Regions from separate parts of the Mus musculus genome. Here region 1 is linked to region 2. Evidence: chromatin loops called from intact Hi-C (ENCODE). Cell type or tissue: left cerebral cortex. All regions are shown on one strand. Each heading gives the region's core, and the rest is flanking DNA. Links, peaks and the distances in the headings are about the cores only. Region 1 has its middle 210 kb from the start of Gm46962. Region 2 has its middle 74 kb from the start of Gm46962.

Region 1 (8,337 bases), core at 262-8,261, 130 kb after region 2:
CTTCCTCAAACAAACCATGGTACCCATGAATGCAGAAAGACAGAGTAGAGAGTAAGCTCCCCTCAGCAAGCTAACATTACTAAGTGAAGAGACTAGAGTGACAGGAAACTTCTATGTAATGTTATTTTAGAGTTGTTTGAAAAACTATAGGATTTTTTAAATTCACCTAATAAAAAAGAAATAACTGCTCAAGAGAAAATGCATCCCACTGGGGGAAATGCTGACAACTTTGTCTGATTCCATTTCACTATTTCTCCTTATTTAATGAAAAAACTTTGCTGATCAAGGGCTAAACTCATCCCAGAGATAAACTGAGAAAGATTAGCCAGCTTCCTGGGTTGTTAGATTAATTCTTCCTGGGTCACAGCTTAGCAACATCCCAAGGTAAAAGATGAACAAAGCATCCCAGAATAGCAGGGTCAGTGCTGCACAGTCACCGAAGCATCTGAGCCTTGTCTGAAACTTCACACAAAGCAGCCTTGGACATTATACTCCAGTCACTTTTGCAGCTGAGAAGCAACTGATAGCCCCACACAGCAGAAGTATTAATTCATGAAGCAGTCTCACTTGGCACTTGACTGCTCTTTACCAGGAAGGTGTCCATGGGTGTCACATGATAAGCATAGCATCTAAGACACTATCAGAGGAAATCCTCAAGGATAAAGGCAGGCAGTAGTTGGGAGATTGTGGTAGTGTTGGCAGCACGTGTTACCACAGCCCTCCTTACTGCTTACTTAGCCTTCATCCTCCTCTGGGTTTGCTTTAATATCTCTCACTGCCCACTTCATGTGATCACGGATTATAAATAAAGCTCTTTGTTGATTCAGAACATCCTCAGAATCTTGAGAGGAAGCAAGATGGTGACACCCTCATTCTACCTCATCCTTCTCCTCCTATGTTTTACAGGTAAGATAATAGAAGAGGAGAACTTTTTCCTTGAAGATGCTTTGGAGAGTGCTAAGGAGTAAAAGCCATCCCCAGCACAGATCTGACATGCCTGGCCTCCTAATACTGGGAACCTCTGTTCCACATCTCACAGCCTCTCTGATCCCCCCATGTCTCTGGTTACAGCTTCCAATGGGCAGATCATGCTCACCCAGCAAGTAGTATCCCTTTGGGTTTCTCCAGGAGAGAGAGTCTCCATTACCTGCAGGGCCAGTCAGAGCCTGCACTACACAGATGGAAATCACTAACTATCCTGGTACCAGCAAAGACCAGGCAGACCTTCAAAGACCTTATTTACCATGCTTCAGTCAGGACTGATGGAGTCTCCACCAGTTTCTTTAACAGTGAATCTGCAACAGAATTCACCCTCACTATTGAAGACCTTCAACCTGAGGACTTTGCACTTTATCACTATCTTCAAACAATGAAGGGCCCTTCCACAGTGATTGAGTTTTGAACAATAACTCCCCATGGGCCTGCTTCCCCAACCTGCCCTGGACTCCGGGACTCCTCTGAAATAAACAGCTTGGAAGTCTGTGCAGACAGTAAAAAACAACATACTGGCACCAACACAGACTGCTACATGGAATCATCTCATCTGCCTAGTCCCCTCTGTGATCCTCAATGTTTGCAAGGAAAAGACTTAAAAGGCATTGGATCAAATTAAAAAAAAAAGCAGGATGGATTGGTCATTCTCTTTCTCTCTATCCCCTTTCTCTCCCTCCCTCACCCATCTTCCTCTAGTCTCCTTTGGACACTGAGGCATCTCCTTCTCCAGCTCACAATCACTTTCCAACTTCTCTCAGCCTGTCTCTTTGGGACAGACCTTTCCCTGTTGGTTTTCTTCCTCATGATGTTGCATTCTAATAACGTGGTTTAAAGTCATAACTCAGGAATTAGAAAACCATTGCTTAGCTGCTGTGTTCCCCAGAGTAATAGAAACAGCTTTCATGTTAGTTTGTCTATTGAAAGAAGAACTTTGATGTAGACAGGAGGAAAAAAAATTATACTTTACCACAGGAAATCAGGAAATATAACTAGTTGATAAGAAGCTCAACAAAGATGAATAGAAAATTCTCTAAGGTTCTCATTGCTGGTTGTTACTACATTGGAGATGAGTTCAGTGAGTGTGAGCCATGCCTGTTGACTTTACATTGGACTTGTATGTTATATTTAGGAGCACAGTTACTCTATGCACTATAATGTTTACCATTTTTTTGTCAACTTAACATAGCTGGGGAAAAAGAACCTTAACTGAGGTCTAGCTTCTATAAGATTATACGTACACAACTCTGTAGGGGTATTTTTAAATTAATGATTGTTGTGGGAGGGTCTAGGACACCATGGGTGGGGTCATTACATCATGGTAGTCCTGAGGGATAGAAGTCAGCATTCTGAGCAAGCCATGGAGAGCAAGCCGGTATCTTATCTTCATAGCTCCTGCCTCTGCTCTTGCTGAAGTTCCTGCCCTGACTTCCCTGAATAATGGATTTTGATCAAGACTTGTAACCTAAATAAATCTCCCCCCCCCCCAATTTGCTTTTGGTCATGATTTTCTATCACAGTGATGGAAAGCAAAATATGGCACTGTCCAAACTAGAAAGCTAGAGGGATCCCTTCTTGTTTTGTTTCCTCTTTGTTATATCATAGATACATTTACTTTTTACTAGTTCTTCTGAACTGTATAAGCCAATGCTCCCTTCAATCTCTTCATCTTTGCCCCACCTCCAGCCCTTATCATTTCTCACCTATGTGAGAGAACATTAAACTGTTATGAACATTTCCAAGATCTGCCCATCTTCTGCAGGTCAAATCACAACCTCCTGTATAGAGATGGAGACACACAGTAGGAGAAATCCTGCACGTATCATGTATGGACTGAATACAGGGGAAAAAGCATGATCTCAGGGGTCACCAACCCACTTACTTATTTTCCTTCCTCATCTCTCTTGGTTCTTACCAGGGATCTGGAAAACTAATAGTTTCAAGATATTAAGAGGGAACCAACTCATTTTGAGAAGTTAAATAGTAGACGTGAGATTAGAACTGAATTTTTATCTGATACCTTAAATGGAGTAGGGGGCATCAATTGAAATAAAATACTATCTTTTTAAGAAAGTCAATGAAGTTCATTGCTGCAGAAGTCCACAATGAAATTCAGAATCTGATGGAAAAATATAATACCGTGACGCAAGAATCCTAACACAGCCTTTGAGACCAAAGACATGGAAATGCTCATGTTGATCAATCTCTAGAAGGGGAATAACCACACTAACACAGATGAAGAAATTGCCAATTGCCAACACATGAATACTAACTTTCTTTTTTTTTTTCTGCCATTTAGAGCACAGGGGTTTATTTGTAAATCTCTGGTATCTCTGCCACAAGGCAAGCTATAAAAATGATACATATGGCCCGGGTAGACGTTTAGGAGCACAAGTGATGGCAAAGCTGCCTAGGCAATGACAGAGACCAGAGATGAGAAATGGCTCACTTCCTGGAATAGACATCCTGGAAGGACCACTGTGGTCGATAATGCCACAGAAGGCCATGTGTGGATCAGTGGTCATGATGCAGCCAGGAACCAAGTTGATGTCCAAGGCCTGTGTTGTCACCAAACACTACCCAGTTGTCTATGTGTCCCACACCCTAAGGCCATGTTGATATATGTTGCTTTCCTGTCACTAGGGGCCATACTTCTCTGCAGGACTCTTGCCTACCTGAGGTCATGGTGATGTCTGGATCTGAGCTGCTGCTGAGGGATATGCCTGAGTCTAATGTCCTGGGGCAGTCAGGGTCTGTGTTGGTGTCAATGGTCCCTGCTACCACCCAAAGCTGGGAAGATGTTCTTAGCCTGTACTGATGCCTGAAACCATGTTGATGTCCATTGGCCATGTTTCTGCTGTGAGGCATACCAATTTGAGTGGCCTGGGATGCCCACTGGGGCTATGGTGATGTCTGTGTTGTGCTGCCACAGGGAGCAATATCTGTATCTGTGGTCCTAGGGCAGCCAGGATCTGTGTTGATGACCATGACGCATGTTATCACCAAAGGCTGTGTAGATATCCATGGTCTGTGCTACAGCCTGAATCCAGGACAATGTCTGTGGGCTGTGTTGCTGCCAGGGGCCATATCAATCTGAGTGGCCTGCCTGCTACTTAGGGCCACACTGATGTCTTTGATCAGGCCTTTTGCTGAGGAATATGTGTGGGTCAATGGGCCAACTCCAGCCAGATGCCATGTTCATCATCTGTGGTATCACCAGAAACTATGTGGAAGCCCATGATCCACACTCCTGATGACTGTCAAGAGCAAGGCATCTTACTGCTGTCTGTAAAAAGAAGCTTCTCTGACTAAGGTTAAGAACAGCACTGATCTATGGGTATAAACAGAAATATTTAGAAGGCAGTTTGATAACATGACCATATAGTAAAAACATCTAAAGTAATTTTTTCCCTAGAGTCTATGACTTCCTTAGCCATAGGTTTTGGCCATGTCTGCAGAACCTAGAATGAAATCACTTCTTCAATCAGAAAATAGTTGTTGTCTCCAATAACAGTCATGCCACTATTGCACCAGTGGGCACTTCTTGCCACATGGACTTGACGTAGGCCTCTTTGCTCATGTGTAGCAGATGTGCAGCTTAGACTTCATGTGGATACCAAACAACAGGAACTTGGGCTATTACAAAAGCTGTTCCCTATATGTGGGATATGTTCTCCTAACTAGGCTGCCTTGTCTGGCCTCAGTGGGAGAAGAAGCACTTAGCCTCACAGAGACTTGAAGCGCCAGTGTGGGGTAAGAGACCTGCTCAGAGGAGAAGAGGAGGGAGGATGGGGGAAGGAATGTGGGAGGGGGATACTGGGAAGGGGCAGTGAGTGGAATATAAAGTGAATAAATAAAAATAAAGTTAAAATTTAAAAAGAAAACCAGTCATTTCTACTCTAAATCCTCAGGGTGCACATCAATTCATTAACATTTTTTTTATTAAGTCACTTCCGGAACCTTAGGACAAAGATGGGTACAAGAAATTAATTATTACCTTGAATATTGCCAGCTTTGGCAAGAGAGTTACATCAGCCAGTGCTATTAGGGCTGCCTTTGTTCTCAAAAATCTCAAAAAAAAAAAAAAAAATCCCTAGCTCAATTCTTAAGAGTGTGTCTTTCTGACCTTTATATTGTTCCCTAACATCTTATACATCAGAGGCATAACAAAAAAAAAAAAAAAAACCCAAAACCTTAACCTTAACCTAACTTTACTAACAATCTTCTTCTCCAAATTCTTTCTAGTGTTGATGGTCTTATTGCTAACAATCTACATCTCTATGTTCTTTCCTAGGGAGGTGAGTGAATCATTAATCTGTTCCAGCAGTGATGCTTGAAAACAATTAAGCAGTTTTATAGAAAGTGCCAAGGACAATGCCCAGTGACAGGCTGGAAGTCCCCTTAGAGTTTTCATACAACTCATTGATTAGGAAGGATGTGAAGACTGGATAGACAAGTCGCAAAGCTCCATAAGAGCATGAAGTGCTTAGGACATGTAGTCCTTGATGTAATCCTCAGAGCTCTGCCTTTCTGAGGCACACACACCACAGTTGTGCTAGCCAGTGGGTTTTTTTTTTTTTTTTTTTTTAGTGTATTCATTTATTTTCCCACATGTGATGTGATTCTATACCCTGCAAACCCGATCCTAAGAGAAGCTTGGCAAGGGATGAGGAAAAACTGTCTCGCCCTTGCATGCACCCGCTTCCATGGAGGTGAGACTTTAAAGCTCAAGGTCCTTTGCTTGTAGGCCAGGTCATCCACCTCAGCGCTGTAGAACACATGGAGTGAGTCATCTCTGCACTACAAAATAGCCTCCGGCTGCTGCTCTGCAGTGAGGGCAGAGTTCACGTCCCAGGTCACAGGGTCTCCTGGACAACGTAGGTAGGGCTGCACGGCTGGTAGACAAGGCCATCTTCAGCCATCCTCGCTTTGTCTGTGCCGTCCTGCAGCACTCCATTCCTCATCTTCTCTGGAAACAGGTTGGGGATCACAGGGATATCCTGGCTGTGGCTTCTCGAGCAAAGCCGCTTCTGGCAGGATAGGGGCAGGAGTGCTAGGAGCTTTGGCAGCACAGGGTAAATGGTGCCGGGGTTCAGGGACCGGCCCCGCATTCCCCCAGTGAGCAGACTGACAATCAGGCCCACTACAATGACTGTGGTGGAGTTGTGCGCGCTGTACCATAAATAGGACACGGAATAGAAGTGCTACAGTCCTGTGGGCTTGGACAGGGTAGAAGGCATCACGGTGGTCACAGTGGAGACAGTTAGATTGCCAGGCAGGAAGGAGCTGGATCCATTAAAGGGAGGGGATGCCACAGCAGAACTCATCCTGCTTACTATGCTCCCAATGCCGATCTAGAAGGCCATGGTGAGTCCCGTCAACAGGCCTACAATGGCACCAAGAGGGTTGGCACATGGAAAGAACATTCCAAGGCAGAAGAGTCCCAGCAGTGGCCCTCCAACCACGCCAAAGATACTGAGTGCTGCCTGGAGCACTGATCCCAGATGAGAGGAAATATAGGCCATTCCCAGGCAAACTAGCCCATAGGCAAAGGCAAGGCTTCGAGAAAGCATGATGGCCCGAGTTTCAGTCAACTGTGGGAACCAGGGCTGGATCAGGTCTTCCATTGTGACAGTTGCCAGTGAATTGAATGCAGAGGATATGGTGCTGAGAGATCCACTGAAGAGACAGGCAACGAAGAACCCAGGCAGCCCTGGCATGTCTTTCAGGAGGTCCATCACAAAATAGAGGACTAACTGGTCAGGGGCTGCTTGCTTCAGCTCGGTGCTCATGCTATACATGTTATAATAGGCAAACATGAACAGACCAATGAGGCAGCTCATGCAGAGGGCCACTTGCTGGCAAGGGAACACTGCATAGCAGGAGAGCACAGCAGCTCTCTCCGAGTGGGAACTGAGGTAGCGCTGCACCTGAGCCTGATTCGCTCCATACAAGGAGAGCATCATGAAGACACCTCCAAAGGCCAAAGGCCAGAAATTATGACACACAAAGGGGTCAGGATCCAGGTTAATCCCAGAGATGAGGCCATGCTGGGAAGTCACATTCCATACATGGCCCAAGCCACCCACTCTGGCTGCTCCTACAATGATCACTACCAGCTGCCCGAGGAACATGACTAGTGTTTGGAACACATCTGTCCAGATGACAGCCTTTAGCCCACCCAGTGCAGTGTAGATGTTGCAGACAATTCCTAGGGCCAGCACTGACAGCCATAAATCAAATCCAGTCACTGCATTGAGGGCCAAGGATGGTGCATAGAGAGCAACTCCCATGTAGATCACCATCTGAAAGATGAAGGTCACAGTCCCACAGATCCGAACTGCTTTATTGAAGCAGAGCTCTAGGTACTCATAGGCACTGGTCAGATGCAGACGGTAGAAGACAGGGATGAAGATGTGAGCAGGGATCAGGAGCCCCAGGAAGTAGGAGCACCCCAGGAACCAATACTGGGTTTCAAATCGGTAGATCTCAGCTGGTGCTCCCAGGATGGCCACGGCTGACTGAAAGGTGGCCAGCAAGGACAGTGCCACAGGAAGACAGCCCGTTTTGCGGTCTGCCATCAGCAGTTCACCAACGGTATGGTGTCCCCAGCCACGACAAGCATGATAGAGCCCAATGACAAGGGAGAGGACCAGCAAACAGGCCAAATACCACATTGTCCACAACAGAAAAGGTAGAAATAGCCCCGCTGGAGCTTGAAGTTGTATGGAAGGGAGCTGCAGTGCTCGCCACACTCATCCTCGGTGCCGATGCTTTGCAGTGACTTGGTACTCCTGGGCTCTGAGCTGTCACGAGCTGGTTCCTTGTTCAGTCTCACAGCGTTCCTCTTCTACCCAGTGACATGGTCCAGGGGCAGCTGGAGAAGCAATCCCTGTTCTGCGGCAGAGCTGCCTGGGCAGGACAGAGGCAGAGGCACCGACTGATTCTGTGAGTAGCTTTTGAGGAGTCACCAGAGCAATAGCTGTCCCCTTAGGTGTGATGGGTCTCTCCCAGCACCCTTCCAGTCAGACCTGCTGCTGTTCTGCTTGCCTTGCGTTTGTGGTTCGGCCAGGGCTACCAAAGTTCCTTCGTTCTTTCCGAAACCAGCATTGCTTCCCCCCCCCCCCTCCGCTCAGTTTCCCCCTTCTCTCCGCACGTACGTAGCCAGTGGGTTTTAAAGGTGTTTGTCATTCCTGTTGCATGGGCCTTGACAAAATGTGGCTCTCTTTGTCCCCAAAGTTGACCTCAAAGATGCTACTTCACATAAAGGCCATTTTATTTCATGAGTCTTTCAGATTTTGCTATCTGAGTCCAGAGTTTATGGGCTCCTGTTAGGTTAGCTCCATT
Region 2 (8,337 bases), core at 14-8,013:
TGCCTGTGGGCATACTCCACTCTCTCTGTTACCCCAGACCCAATTCTCAGGATTGTCTCTAGCACTACAACAGACTACACCCCCCCTCCCCCAACCTCCTACTCCTATTTCCAACATCAGCAAACATTCCTCTGAACACACCAACAAAGTGTTCAGTGAAACAGGCAATAAGCTCTCTGAAAATCCAGAGAGGAAACAGAAACCAAGGAGAATTAAAAAAAGAAAAATACTGAGCAAAGACAAACCAAGAAATCAGTAACTAGATCTATAGTCCCCAAACCCAGATGCCTAGATACTAGCTTTAGAACATAATCAATAATATACAGGGCAATATGTCTTCTCCAGAACCCAGATGTCTGACCACAACAGGCCATAAATATTCCAATATATCTGTAGCACACAAAAAGAAAAGCTTAAAACCAACAATATGAAGATGATAATGGAAATTAATAAGGCAGGGGTCTTCCACAGTCGCCATGTCTTTTTGGCTAATGGCCACATGTAGTTGTTAGAAGACTTTTTTTGCACTGCATTTTTATCCTCTTTGTGTTAAAATGACAGAGCTAGAAGCTGTATTGTTTTAGGGGGAGGGTTATTGCCTATTCTCAGTAATTTCTCTCAGGTTACTTTGGGTTCTATGCCCAGCATAAGGTACACCACATGTAAATGGATGTTAATAATGTGTATTGGCTATTAACATTTTCTGGTCAGCCTTCCCCCAATAACCAAGTCAGAGTCCATGGATTATTTAATCAGCTCTTGCACAATTACTAAAAATTACCATGGTGGTGGTTTGAATATGCTTGGCCTAGGGAGTGGGCCACTATTTGGAAGTGTGGTCTTGTTGGAGTAGGTGTGGCCTTGTTAGAGGAAGCTTGTGACACTGGGCATGGGATATAAGACTCTCATCAGAGTTGCCTGAGGATACTAGTCTTCTTCTCTTTACCTTCAGAACAAGATGTTGGACTCTCAGCTGTTCCAACATTATGCCTGACTGGGCATTGCCATGTTCCCACCTTGATGATAATGGAGTGAACCTCTGGACTTGTAAGCGAGCCCAATTAAGGTTGTCTTTATAAGAATTTTCTTGGTCATGGTGTCTGTTCACAGCAGTAAAACTCAAACTAAGAGAATCCCTAATCTAATTTTTATTCACTAGACTATTAATTCCCAGCTATGCTCCCCAAACACTTGCTGTTTGAATCTTACCCAGGTTGCCTTTGCTCCAGCAGTCTATCCTGATAGACTCAGGCACATGCTGCTGGTCCATCACATCTAATGGAAACCTCCTGTTCTCTCCATCTTCTTCCTCCTTCACTCTCTTTCACTCTTCTTCACTCTCCTTCCTACTTATAGTACCTATCTGTGACGCCCCCCCTCCCCAGCCTGGTAACTGTAGTTCCACCTCTTCTATTCTCCCCAGTAATTGGCTGTAGTCTTTTTATTTTAACCAATAACTTTACATTGGGAAACAAAGTTTACATAGTATCACTTGCTATATACAAAGATCTGCTTGTTGGGAACAACCAGGTCTTGGTGGGGGCAGTATTTAGCATTTGAATAGCATATGAAATCACAGCATCACAAGACTGACCACCAACAGACACTATTTAAACAGGTCTGACTTGGGGTTTGTTTGTTTCTTTGTTTGTTTTAATGACTGTTGTATGTTTGGCTTTGAATATATTTAGTAAAGTGTTTAGTGTAATAGTTACTTTGCTGGTTCTATGATAAAATACCACAATCAAAAGCAACTCTTTTTGGCTTACAATTCCATGGGGGCTAGAAGGTCACAATGGCAGGAACAGCAAAATGATAGGAAACCTGAGCAGGAAGGTGAGAGATCACATCTCAACCTCTACACACTGGAAGCAAAGCATGATGTGGAGGTGAGCTGAGAGTATGAACACTCAAAAAACAGCAATAGTAACCTACTTCCTCCATAACCTCCCCAAGTGTTCAAATTCATGAGTCCATGGGGGGATTTCCCAATGATTCAAACCACCACATCTTTTAAATTACAATTGATTCTCCATACTATTAACCTCCAAGAACTGTTGGTATTAAAAGTTGTGCATAGGATGTTAATCAAACTAACTATTAAACTACTCCAAGTACTGTGACTTGGGAGACAACAATTTGGGTTCTTCATTTCTAGCTTCCAGGGACAAGGTGATGTAGAGAACTGGATATTCCCCACTCTGAATAGGTCACAAGGAATGACTCTTCAATCTGAGGCTGTCAGGCTGACCCAGCATTAGCTTTAGGACTAGAGGATAGGAAGATCCTGCTTTACTCACAGTAAAGCAACTTCATCCATTTGTTTACATTCCCAGCATTCATCTGCAGTTCATGCTCAACCCTATCCACCTTTTTAGGCAATTTACAGATTTGACTTAAAGGCTATTTAGTGGGTGTAACTTCCCCCCTAAGCTCTGTTTCAGGCCATCTCCTTTTACTTAAAAAAAAAAAAAAAACAAAAAACAAAAACAAAAAACCAAGTGGTTTTGTAACAGAATAATAACGTAAGATGTATTATTGCTTGGTTAATTTTGAGTGACTAAAGTGTCCTGAAGCAATGTCACATAGAGCATCCACAGAGACTTCAGAAAGACTAGGATGGAATGAGTCAAAAAATGGGACTTAAAATTCCTTTGGATGTGCTTGAGTTATTCTGGCAAACTTTCTCCTGATCTTAACCCTCAGAGGCTCCCCTCATTTTCAGAAAAAATGTCTATCTCATGTTTTCACCATTTTTTTTGAAAACTGTGTTGATTTATGACTTTTGTTGTTCAAGTACTATAAAAACTTCATAAAACTGATGCCAGGTTGAATATGATGAAACTAAATATGATGTTTGAGGAAACTTGAATCTCTTTTCCAGGGACAGAGCACCATTCATATGTGACTCTAGGATAAACTATCTCTTATATCCCCTTTGAGATGAGAGTTGTGGTTTTGCATCAATGAGGACTTCATACCTGATTCTGATTTGTAAAACTAAAGCTGATGTTTCACTTGGCTGGGTCTTGCTCTGCAAGGTGGGAGTTGAGTGCCAAGAGACAATGACCTTGGAAGAGGCAGCAACACCTAGTACAGACACAAACAAACACTTTCTCATACTAGGAGGAGAATTTAGAAGTTGAATCCATAAAAGAGAGAGATGTCTATCTAATCATCCTCCTCCTCACACAAACCATGGTACCCACAAATGCAGAAAGACAGAGTTGAGAGTACGCTTCCCTCAGCAAGCTAACATTACTAAGTAAAGAGACCAGAGTGTCAGGAAACATCTATGTAACATTATTTGAGAGTTCTTTGAAATGCTATGGGATTTGCTAATTCACCTAATAAAAAAGAAATAACTGCTCAAGTGAAAATGCATCCCCCTGGGGGGGGAAATGCTGAAAATTTTGTCTGATTCCATTTTTCCATTTCACTATTTCTTCTTCTTCTTTTTTTTTTTTTTTTTTTTTTTTTTTTTTTTTTTTTTTTTTTTTTTGGTTTTATGAGACAGGTTTTCTCTTTATAGCCCTGGCTGTCCTGGAACTCACTTTGTCGACCAGGCTGGCATAGAACTCAGAAATCTGCCTGCCTCTGCCTCCTGAGTGCTGGGATTAAAGGTGTGCGCCACCATGGCTGGCGATTTACTGATCAAGGGTTTAACTCATCCAGGGATAAACTGAGAAAGATTAGCCAGCTTCCTGGGTGTTATATCAATTCTTCCTGGGTCACAGCTTAGCAACATCCCCAGGTAAAGGAAGAACAAAGCATGCCAGAATAGCAGGGTCAGTGCCACACAGTCACAGAAGCATCTGAGCCTTGTCTGAGACTTCGCACAAAGCAGCCTTGGGCATTATACTCCAGTCACTGTTTCAGCTGAGAGGCAACTGATAGCCAAACACTGCAGAAGTACTAATTCATGAAGCACTCTCACTTGGCACTTAACTGCTCTTTACCATGGAGGTGGCCATGGCTGTCACAGGATAAGCATAGCATCTGAGACACTAGCAGAGGAAATCCTCAAGGATAAAGGCAGGCAGTAGTTGGGAGAGTGTGTTAGTGTCAGCAGCATGTGTTACCACAACCCTCCTTACTGCTTACTTAGCCTTCATCCTCATCTGGGTTTGCTTTAATTTCTCTCACTGCCCACTTCATGTGATCACGGATTATAAATAAAGCTTCTTGTTGAGTCAGAACATCCTCAGAATCTTCAGAGGAAGCAAGATGGTGACACCCTCACTCTACCTCATCCTTCTCCTCCTATGTTTGACACGTAAGATAATAGAAGAGGAGAACTTTTTCCTTGAAGATGCTTTGGAGAGTGCTAAAGAGTAAAACCCATCTGCAGCACAGATCTGGCATGCCTGGCCTCCTAATACTGGGAACCTCTGTTCCACATCTCACAGCCTCTCTGATCCCCCCGTGTCTCTGGTTACAGCTTCCAATGGGCAGATCACGCTCATCCAGCAAACAGAGTCCCTTTGGTTTTTTCCAGGAGAAAGAGTCTCCATTACCTGCAGGGCCAGTCAGAGCCTGCACTACACAGATGGAAATCACTACCTATCCTGGTACCAGGAAAGACCAGGCAGACCTTCAAAGCCCTTATTTACCATGCTTCAGTCAGGACTGATGGAGTCCCCACCAGTTTCTTTAACAGTGAATCTGCAACAGAATTCACCCTCACTATTGAAGACCTTCAACCTGAGGACTTTGCACTTTATCACTATCTTCAAACAATGAAGGGCCCTTCCACAGTGATTGAATTTTGGACAATAACTCCCCATGGGCCTGCTTTCCCAAACTGCCCTGGACTCTGGGACTCCTCTGAAATAAACAGCTGGGGAGTCTGTGCAGACAGCAAAAAACAACTTATTGGCACCAACACACTGCTATATGGAATCATCTCATCTGCCTAGTCCCCTCTGTGATCTTCAATGTTTGCAAGGAAAAGACTTAAAAGGCATTGGATCAAATCTGAAAAAGCAGAAAATAAAGCAGGATGGATTGGTTCATATTTATTCTCTTTCTCTCTACCCCCTTTCTCTCCCTCCCCCACCTATCTTCCTCTAGTCTCCTTTGGACACTGAGGCATCTCCTTCTCCAGCTCACAATCACTTTCCAAATTCTCTCAGCATGTCTCATGGGGACAGACCTTTCCCTGTGGGTTTTCTTCCTCATGATGTTGCATCCTAATAACATGGTTTAAAGCCATAACTCAGGAATTAGAAAACCATTGCTTAGCTGCTGTGTTCCCCACAGTAATAGAAACTGTCTTTCATGTTAGTTTGTCTATTGAGAGAAGGACTTTGATGTAGACAGGAGGAAAAAAATTATACTTTACCACAGGAAAATCAGGAATTATAACTGGTAGATAAGAAGCTCAACAAAGTCAATAGAAAACTCTCTAAGGTTCTCATTGCTGGTTGTTACTACATTGGAGATGAGTTCAGTGAGTGTGACCATGCCTGTTGACTTTACACTGGACTTGTATATTCTTTTTAGGAGCACAGTTACTTTATGCTCTGTAATGTTTAGCATTTTCTTTGTCACCTTAACATAGCTGGGGAGAAAGAACCTTAAATGAGGTATAGCTTTTATAAGATTATATGTACACAAGTCTGTAGGGGTATTTTTAAATTAATGATTGTTGTGGGAGGGTCCAGGACACTATGGGTGGCGTCTTACATCATGGTAGTCCTGAGGGATAGAAGTAAGCAAGCTGAGCAAGCAATGGAGAGCAAGCCAATATCTTATCTTCATAGCTCCTGCCTCTGCTATTGCTGAAGTTCCTTCCCTGACTTCCCTGAATAATGGATTTCAATCAAGACTTGTGAGCTAAATAAATCTTCTCCTCCTCAATTTACTTTGGTCATGATTTTCCATCACAGTGAAGGAAAGCAAAATATGGACTGTCCAAACTAGAAAGCTAGAGGGATCCCTTCTTGTTTTGTTTCTTCCTTGTTATCTCATAGATACATTTACTTTTTACTAGTTCTTCTGAACTGTATAAGCCAATGCTCCCTTCAATCTCTTCATCCTTGCCCCACATCAAGCCCTTATCATCTCTCACATAGAACATAAAATTGTGTGAACATTTCCAAAAACTGCCCATCTTCTGAAGGTCAAATCACAACCTCCTGTATAGAGATGGAGACACACAGTAGGAGAAATCCTGCACATATCATATATGGACTGAATACAGGGAAAAAAGCATGATCTCAGGGGTCACCACCCATTTACCTGTTTTCCTTCCTCATCTCTCTTGGTTCTTACCAGGGATCTGGAAAACTAATAGTTTCAAGATATTAAGAGGGAACCAACTCATTTTGAGAAGTTAAACAGTAGACGTGAGATTAGAACTGAATTTTTATCTGATAACTTAAATGGAGTAGGGGGCATCTATTGAAATAAAATACTATCTTATTAAGAAAGTCAATGAAGTTCACTGCTGCAGGAGTCCACAATGAAAGTCAGAATCTGATGGAAAAAATACAATTCCATGACCCAAGAATCCTAACACAGCATTTGAGACCAAAGACATGGAAATGCCCATGTTGATCAAGTTGGGGGGAGGGTATGGGGAAACTTTTGGGATAGCATTCGAAATGTAAATGAGGAAAATACCTAATAAATTTTTTTTAAAAAAGAAAGATAATACTGAGCTGCTTCTTAAATGTTTTCATCCAGAGGTTTTTCATGCCAAAAGACATTGAATCCATTATTTTTGCTGGGGTCTGCTAATGTTTTCATGAGTGTTTCAGGCATGCAGCTCCTCATGTAGAAGAAGGAAATGTGCAGGCCCAAGGCTGTATGTGGGGCAGGCCGCTGGTGAGGCTCTCAAGGAGGTCTGTGTAGGAGGTGAAGCACTGTGGTAGGAAAGCTAAAATGTTGACAGTAATAAACTGTCAGGTCTTCAGCCAGCACACTTCTGATGGTCAGAGTGAAATCTGTCCTAAATCCATTGCCTATAAAGCGATCAGGTACCACAGATCAGGTACTCTAGTGGATGCATAGTAGATCACCAGGTTAGGAGACTATCCTGGTTTTTGCTGGTACCAGGCCAAGTAGTTCTTTTGGTTGCCACTAGCTAAAAGGCTCTGGCTGGACTTGCAGCTCATAGTGACCTTCTTTCCTGCTGACATAGTCAGGGAGGATGGAGACTGAGACATTACAATGTCCCCACAGGTACCTGAAATAATGAATAGACAGTGAACATGCATACATTCACAAGCATAGATTATAGTAACAATTGAAATTTGTCAAAGGTCCTTGTAATGTCATATTGTCAGAGTATTATTGTGGAAGAAATATTACACACTTACACTCATTGCAAATTTCTTATGTAAAAAGATGTAACTCTGAAATGATAATACTTTTAAATTTCTCACCAGATACCCATAGCAGCAGCAACATGAGGACCCGGGCCTGTGAATCCATCTTGCTCCACCTGCCTGTCCATTGATGCTCAGTTCACATTGGTTTATAAATTCTGAGCAGATGGGTTAGCCTGGCAGTGTGTATGAGAATGGCTGCTGTCAATCCACAATCATAGAGAGTTTGTGTGATCACTGAAAGATACTAGCTTAAAGGTTGTCCACAGAAATACATTACATCCTCTAATAACAACATTGAGCTAAAATCCAAGACATATTTAAATCAATTAGTTTTTGCAGAAACTTTAGGTGAGCTATTTCAGATTGAATGCTAAGAAAACCAAAACAACAAAAGAAACACAGTAAGAAAACATGCAGTAAAAAAATAAGGATGGACATAGTAAAGGGGAAATGAAAAGCAAGAGAAAATTGGGGCTAAATTTGTTTAGTATCTCCCATCTGCAAAGCCACTCATACTGAGGGCAAAGAACAGTACCTTAAATAGGTGGGCTTCTGTTAGAAGGCTAAACATGGGGCAGAGATGAAAAGAGAAGCTCAGAACTCATTCTGTAGAATACTGGAGAGACACTAATTTAATCCTGGGAACAGTGAAAATTTAATCTCAAGGCAAAGTAAACCCTTCAGAATGTAGTAAGTGTGATTTTCACTTTGAGCAAGTAGAAAAGGACTTTAAATTGGGAGACTGGATGGGGAATGAAACAAACTAGATTTCTTCATGAAATCATGGCTGTAGAGCAACACTGCAAGAGTGTTTGATTCCAGAAATATGCTAGGGTAATTTAGATAGCAGTATGGAAACCCAGGGACAATGGTCTTGCTGACATACTAAAGTGGTAAATATATATATATATATATATATATATATATATTCATCCTCTTGGAGATGGGAGAGGAAGAATGAGATGAGAGGCTATTGATAGGCAGGTAGGGAGGGGAATAA

What was found. Peaks named below come from ENCODE experiments on the same cell type or tissue, not always from the same donor. Only the 100,000 strongest peaks of a DNase experiment are listed, where the experiment ranks them.
Region 1: it touches region 2 in a loop (8-fold over the local background); 13 of 42 quality-filtered maps call a loop at or near these places.

Annotation. Positions count from the first base shown.
Region 1 is chr6:70,423,077-70,431,413 of GRCm38, forward strand. It overlaps Igk and the pseudogene Gm6157. Among named protein-coding and RNA genes, the nearest start is that of Gm46962, 210 kb to the left of the region's middle. In left cerebral cortex, for the core only: no CTCF peak of the experiment used is centred there; no DNase peak of the experiment used is centred there.
Region 2 is chr6:70,290,680-70,299,016 of GRCm38, forward strand. It overlaps Igk and the pseudogene Igkv8-22. Among named protein-coding and RNA genes, the nearest start is that of Gm46962, 74 kb to the left of the region's middle. In left cerebral cortex, for the core only: no CTCF peak of the experiment used is centred there; a DNase peak (open chromatin) is centred at 4,114.